Regions from separate parts of the Mus musculus genome. Here region 2 is linked to region 1. A link is a contact called in ENCODE Hi-C or POLR2A ChIA-PET data. All regions are on one chromosome and are shown on one strand. The core of a region is the stretch at or near the end of the contact, and the rest is flanking DNA. Distances in the headings are between cores, read along the strand shown.

Region 1 (2,933 bases), core at 254-2,753:
CATTTTTCTGTTATTTATACTAAAGTGTGTTTTCACTGTACTTTCCTGTAGTTGAGCCTCAAAAGACTTACAAAGTGTGATGCAACTGGAATGCTTATTAACTTTGTTATTGTCCCTAGGCACTTAAATTATGCATAATGTGCCATCTTTGTGTCCTCTGTTCTGGTGATGTCATTGGGCCATACAATGTGACAGTGTGGCTACTTTAAGGGTTACATAATGCCTTGCTTCCTTATTTCCCATAACAAGGAGCTGGAAGGTGGAGGTTGTGTGTTTACTTCTGCAGTAACATCTGTATCCCAGAAGTATCTTGGAAATCAACCTTACTGCATAATGTCTTCATAATATACTTCTGTTACTCTTGCTGGCTCCACTTAAACTACTATAGACAAAATAAAAGCGCAAACATACTGCGGTTCTTAAAAGTGGGTACATCCACACAATATAAGATATAAAATTCTAAGTCCTAAAAGGCTAATATTGTACTCTGTAAAGTAATGGGGGGGGGGGACACAAACAAACAAACAAACAAAAACTTGTCTCTATCTTTTAGCCCCTGCCAGTAAAACCTTGCAAAGTTATCTGAAAACATCTATGCCCAAGGCCCTAGGAGAGACCCACAGAGCTGCAAGGAGGGGACAGGCTCCACTGGTGCAAGAGGGAAAAGTGTGGAGAGGGTCTCCTGGGAAGGGCCTGCACCCTCGAGAGTTCATGTCACCAGGGCCGAATGATGCTCCCATAGAGCCTTCACCCAGCACCCCATTGTCCTATCAAGAGCCGGGGGAAACCAAGCGGACCCCAACACAAGAAACCCCACCCCGCTCCACAAAGCGAAAGTTGCGCAACCACCTGCGGCTGAGCTGCCCCGCCTCCTCCACTGTCACGGAGCCCGCGCCCTCCATCCCGCATCCCCCTAATCTCCCAGGGTCCCCCGCTCCCCGCTGGCCCCTCTCACCGCCCGCAGCTGCAGGCGTCGCCGGCTGAGCTCGCTGTCCTGCCTGGGGGAAGGCGAGAGGCGCCGAGGAGCTGGGACGATCCACGCGGGGCAGCCGGGGGAGCCTTCCCGGGAGGGCTTCCTGCAGGGTGGGGCGCCGGCGTCCTGAACCCTAGCCAAACGCAGGGTAAACAAGTTGTGGGCGCCAGCGAAGCCCGCGGGGTTGAGCTCCGAACCGCTCCTCTGCTGGTGGCGGGAAGCAGCTGGTCTACCAGCCTCACTGCTCGGCTCTCATTCCCATCCCTGGAGGAGACCAGTTTGATCTGGGAGGGAGAGGGACTAGGACTGGGGTGCTGGTGGGGGTAGAAGCAGGCTCAAGATTTCTGACTCTCTAAAGAGGACTTTGGTTACTTGGTTAATTGCTGCTGTCAGGCACACATAGTTTTATCAAATTAAAGTGGTTCGGTCCGGTACAGTTAGCTGAAGGAAGTGGACGAACCAAATGTCCTTTGACCTCACTCAGAACCACAACTGGGCACAGCCTGACCTGAAGAAGCTGCCGAGAACTTGGCCTTGCAGGCTGCGCTCTGGGAGGAGTTTACATGGGGGTGGAGTTCTGGAATTTTCCATTTTCCCTCGCACATGATTTGTCAGAATAGATTTAACAATTAATAATGTTCTGGTCGGTAATATCTGCCAAGAATACTTCTCAAATGAAGAAATACAGCCTTTTATTGAAAGCATGAAACAAACAAACTGACATCAAAGTCTTAGCGAGATGTAATGGTTTGAGTTTGTTAGAGGGACCAAGAAATTGAGCTTGTGAGTGTGAATATCTAGATTGGCCTCATGAGAGATACCAAAAGCATTCAAGATCAAAACATGTCTGTGGAAAGAGAGGCCCATTGGTCTTGCAAATTTTATATGCCTCAGTACAGGGGAACGGCAGGGCCAAGAAGTGGGAGTGGGTGGGGGGATATATGGGGGACTTTTGGGATAGCATTGGAAATGTAAATGAAGAAAATACCTAATTAAAATAAAATTTTAAAAAATCATGTCTGTGAAGCATTGCTTGGAAGACAAATCAAATATATGAGAGCAACCACATAGGCACTCAGGAGCTATGAGCCAACCACATAGGCACTCAGGAGCCATGAGCCACCGCAGAATTCATGGGCTTTTGCATTTCCAGAGCAGGTGTCCAGCCTGAATTCCTGAGGGTTTGGGGGTGGGGGCTGATACACACTTTCTTTATGAATCCCTACTGCAACGTGCCTCTGTCTCTTTGACACTCTTGGGGAGGGAGAGGTGTTTTGTGTTGTGTTTACAACAGTCTTAATGTCAGTAATGGAGCAGTTCAGTAAAATTAAAGTTTCCCCAGGTTCCATTTCCTCAATCCTGTGTTTTTACTGTAATGTTCACAAACGCACAAGCTGTAAAACTATACAGAATATGGCATTTGGGTCAGCCATCAGTTACTTGGGTTTTGACAAAACTTAGATTAAAAAAAAAAAGGCAGCATTTATAGTGTCCCATGTGTGTGATTTCTTTCTTTCTTTGTTTGTTTGGTTTTTTTTTTTTTTTTTTTTTTTTTTTTCGAGACAGGGTTTCTCTGTGTAGCTTTGGCTGTCCTGGAACTCACTCTGTAGACCAGGCTGGCCTGGAACTTAGAAATCTGCCTGCCTCTGCCTCCCGAGTGCTGGCATAAAAGGTATATGCCACCACTGCCCCGTGTGATTTCTTGACTTAACTGGTTTTGCTTGCTTGCTTGCTTGCTTGCTTGCTTGCTTGCTTGCTTGCTTGCTTGCTTGCTTGTATCTGTATTTTTCCGTTCTCTTGAGCCTCTAAGTCTGCTTTTCTTTTCTGGCACAACCTTTGAGATGATTCCACAGCCTTTCTAAAATCTTAGCATATTTTATGCTGTATATTATGTTGACTTTTAAAACAGATACTTACACACACAAAGTAAAGGGTTACATTGTGACATCTTCTTACATAT
Region 2 (2,945 bases), core at 39-2,538, 210 kb after region 1:
TTATTAAGCTTCCCTGGTTCCTGGTACCCAGTATTTAGTTCCAACTGCTAAGCCGCTAAGCCGGAAGAAGAGAGTGTAATTGTTTGGGAAGAAAGTATAATTGTTTGTCTTGGAACAGAGAGATGGCCCTACCTAACTTCCAGGAATAAGATTACGGAAATCAAGCCACGCAGGAACCATGGGGAGAGTTGTAGGGATGGGGGCTGTGTCAAGTATTTGATATAATAAAAGCTAGTTTCCACCTTTCCACTTGGTACTTTATCAAGCTTATATTAACTGATTCAAAAGTGAGAACTCTTTTTGTTGTTTTGGTTGGCTTTCCTGTTTTGTTTCTGTAGCACTGGCTGTCTGAGAACTTGCTCTATAGACAAGGCTAGATTCGAACTCATAAATATGCCTGCCTCTTCCTTTAATAAGTGGCTTGAATCTTTAAGTCTTTTACTGTTAACATTTTCAGGGAAGAGATGAATATACAAGAAAAAAAAAACTGTCAGAGTCCAAGGTCTGTAACAAAAGACTGAATGTACACCTAGTGTAGTGGTCTTACCCATTCGGACCTTTACCCGCTTACATCCCCTACTTTTGTATTCTAGAAGGCTATGTATAGTTTTACTAGCCACAATCCCAAAGAAACCTGGGTTAAAGAGCAACAGGCTCTTTGAACGGTTTCTCTTCTTTTATTTCCCCTTCCCTTTCCTGCAACGGGAATCCAACTTGGGCTCGGCGCATTTGAAAAGAGCGCTACCACAGAGCTACAAGTGAGCCCAGCTTCTGCACTGCATCAGGACTGCTCTTGGCTGTGAAGCAGTGTGCTAAACTGGAGACGATCCCGTGGGAACTAGCGAAGAAGGGTCACGAGTGTGGATTGCCGAGCAGCGGCCCGGACAGCAGAGCTTCTGGCTGAGTTCCCTCCCCACTTCCGGGGTCACGAGCCCAAGTCTTTCGGCCATTGCTCCCAGTCTTCAGACCATAACCTCTGCCGCCTGAGCAAACCGCCTCCAGCCCTTGCTCTTGCTCCCTCTCCACCCATCCGCATCTCCCGCGCCCATCACCGTACCCGGCTCCTTTGTGCGCACAGATCCGCGAGCTCTGTCCCGGAACGCGCAGAAAGCGGGACTCACCTGAGGCTCCTTCTGTTCTGAAGTCCGTGAGTCCCAATCCCTTGCTGGTGGCGCTGCAGTAGCCCGGCTTTCCCTCGCAGAGGGGACTCACTCTGAATGACGCGAGCTCTGCCTGCACTCCTGAATCCTCTAGCTGCGCCCAGAGGCCTGGCAGGACCTTGCCCGCCCCGCCCACCAGCAAGGCAAAAGGAAGTGGGATTTTGATTGCCTTGGAAAGAAAGGCTATTCATCACCTGGGGAGTGGCCTCTTCTCGGAACTTTCTTTACACTGCCTGATCTCAACCACCCAACCTATTTGGGTACTGTGCGGGAAATCGGGCTTCCTCAAACTTACTTTCCTGCTTTGCACACTTTCTTAAGTATGCATCGATTACCACATCTGTTCCATCAGCCCTGTTTGCACTTTCAAGTTTGTTGATCTCTTTCCTAGCAGATTTCTCTCCTCTTTTTAAAAATCTTATGGGTTTTATATAACCGTTTCACGCCGTTTGCTGGTAGCAGTCTTTGCTTTCTTTTTACTACAGTCTGTGAAAAAGTACCACCCTTAACTAGAAAACATTCAGGTTTGGTTTGAACTGTGCGGCTCACTCACCAGAAAAATCAGCATCTGTTTTGTTTAGTAAAGCGGTGCTTCTTAAATTACAGCCCGAGAAGAGTCACCGAGCTGAAACTACATTAGGTCATGCCTTCAAAGATTCTGACTTAGTATGCCTCGTGTGGACATTTCTAAGAAATTTCCAATTATCTAAAAATACCTTCCTATGACACAGAAGGTATTTTTCCCCCGCCTGCATTTTATGCATCATTTGGTACTCTTGGGGGAGGGAGAGTTATGAAAGGATGATGAAAGGGTTACAGGTGAATTTTGAGTCTTCACTCTTCTTTCCCTGTGATTGGTGCGTTTCTAAGTATATTCAACTAAAAATCTGGGGAGCATCTTGGGAGGGGCCCACTACTTGCATATGTGTATATTTCTGCATGTACATAAATACCAGTGTGCATAGAATATACTGTTCTTCCATAGAAAGCCATGATGCATGGAAAAGTGAACCTCACATATAAAGAGTCTGAGACCATGGCACTCCAATGCTGGAGAAAGGAACCGGGAACTTAGCATCGCTCAATGTGATTTGTAACTTCAACTGGCTTGCTGTTAGGCACTCAGGATGTTTATCTTTATTCTTTAGCTGATTTCATACTCGGAGCAAACAAGGATCTTCACTGTCCACTCTTTGCATAAATGGGATCATTTCATTTGAATTTTAATTTAAGCAGTTGGAGTATTTTTATAGGTAAAACCTTGTAGAAGTGAAACATTGGGGCGTTCTGTCTAAGTAAGAGTCTTCCTACTGTCTTCACCTCTGTTGTGTTTCCTAGGCTAACTGCTGTTACCAGTAGCTCCAAGACTTGGCCACAGGGGAGTCGGTGAGCTAGGGCTTCATGGGCAGCCGCTGCTGGGTAGTGGCTCACTCTGTGTTTGTTTCCTTTCCTAATGTCTTCATACCTCAAGCCCACCTAAGTTTTCTACTTAGAAAAACTAGCCTCAGCCAACAGTTTAAATGTTGAATCACTAACACTAACTCGTTATTAATATCAGGAAGTCAAGTTATTTTAGGCAATGTGTCTTCCTACGTTCCAAACTTTAATAGCGTACTGAAGATACAACAGGTAACTGAATAGACATGTTCCTGTTTGGTTGTGGTGGTGGTGGTGGTGTGTGTGTGTGTGTGTGTGTGTGTTGGTGTGAGTGTATGTGTGGCATGCTGCTTCCTAGATGTATATTAAACTCCAGGCTCTGTAATCTTTAGTACACATCTTTCCGGG

Evidence for each region. Hi-C counts contacts between places; a loop is a spot of excess contacts on that map. ChIA-PET counts read pairs that join two places held with the same protein, here RNA polymerase II (POLR2A).
Region 2: a loop to region 1 is called in a map of heart, with 3 times the contacts of the local background. The contact joins the promoter of Plscr1 here to the promoter of Plscr4 in region 1. A Hi-C loop is called at or near these places in 3 of 37 maps with a recorded cell type or tissue (all heart). POLR2A ChIA-PET finds 5 or more read pairs at or near these places in 1 of 5 experiments (embryonic stem cell).

Annotation. Positions count from the first base shown.
Region 1 is chr9:92,455,948-92,458,880 of GRCm38, reverse strand. Plscr4 (phospholipid scramblase 4) reads right to left here and starts at 1,503. Exons shown (of 9, transcript NM_178711.3): 1 at 956-1,503.
Region 2 is chr9:92,248,537-92,251,481 of GRCm38, reverse strand. Plscr1 (phospholipid scramblase 1) reads right to left here and starts at 1,288. Exons shown (of 9, transcript NM_011636.2): 1 at 1,122-1,288.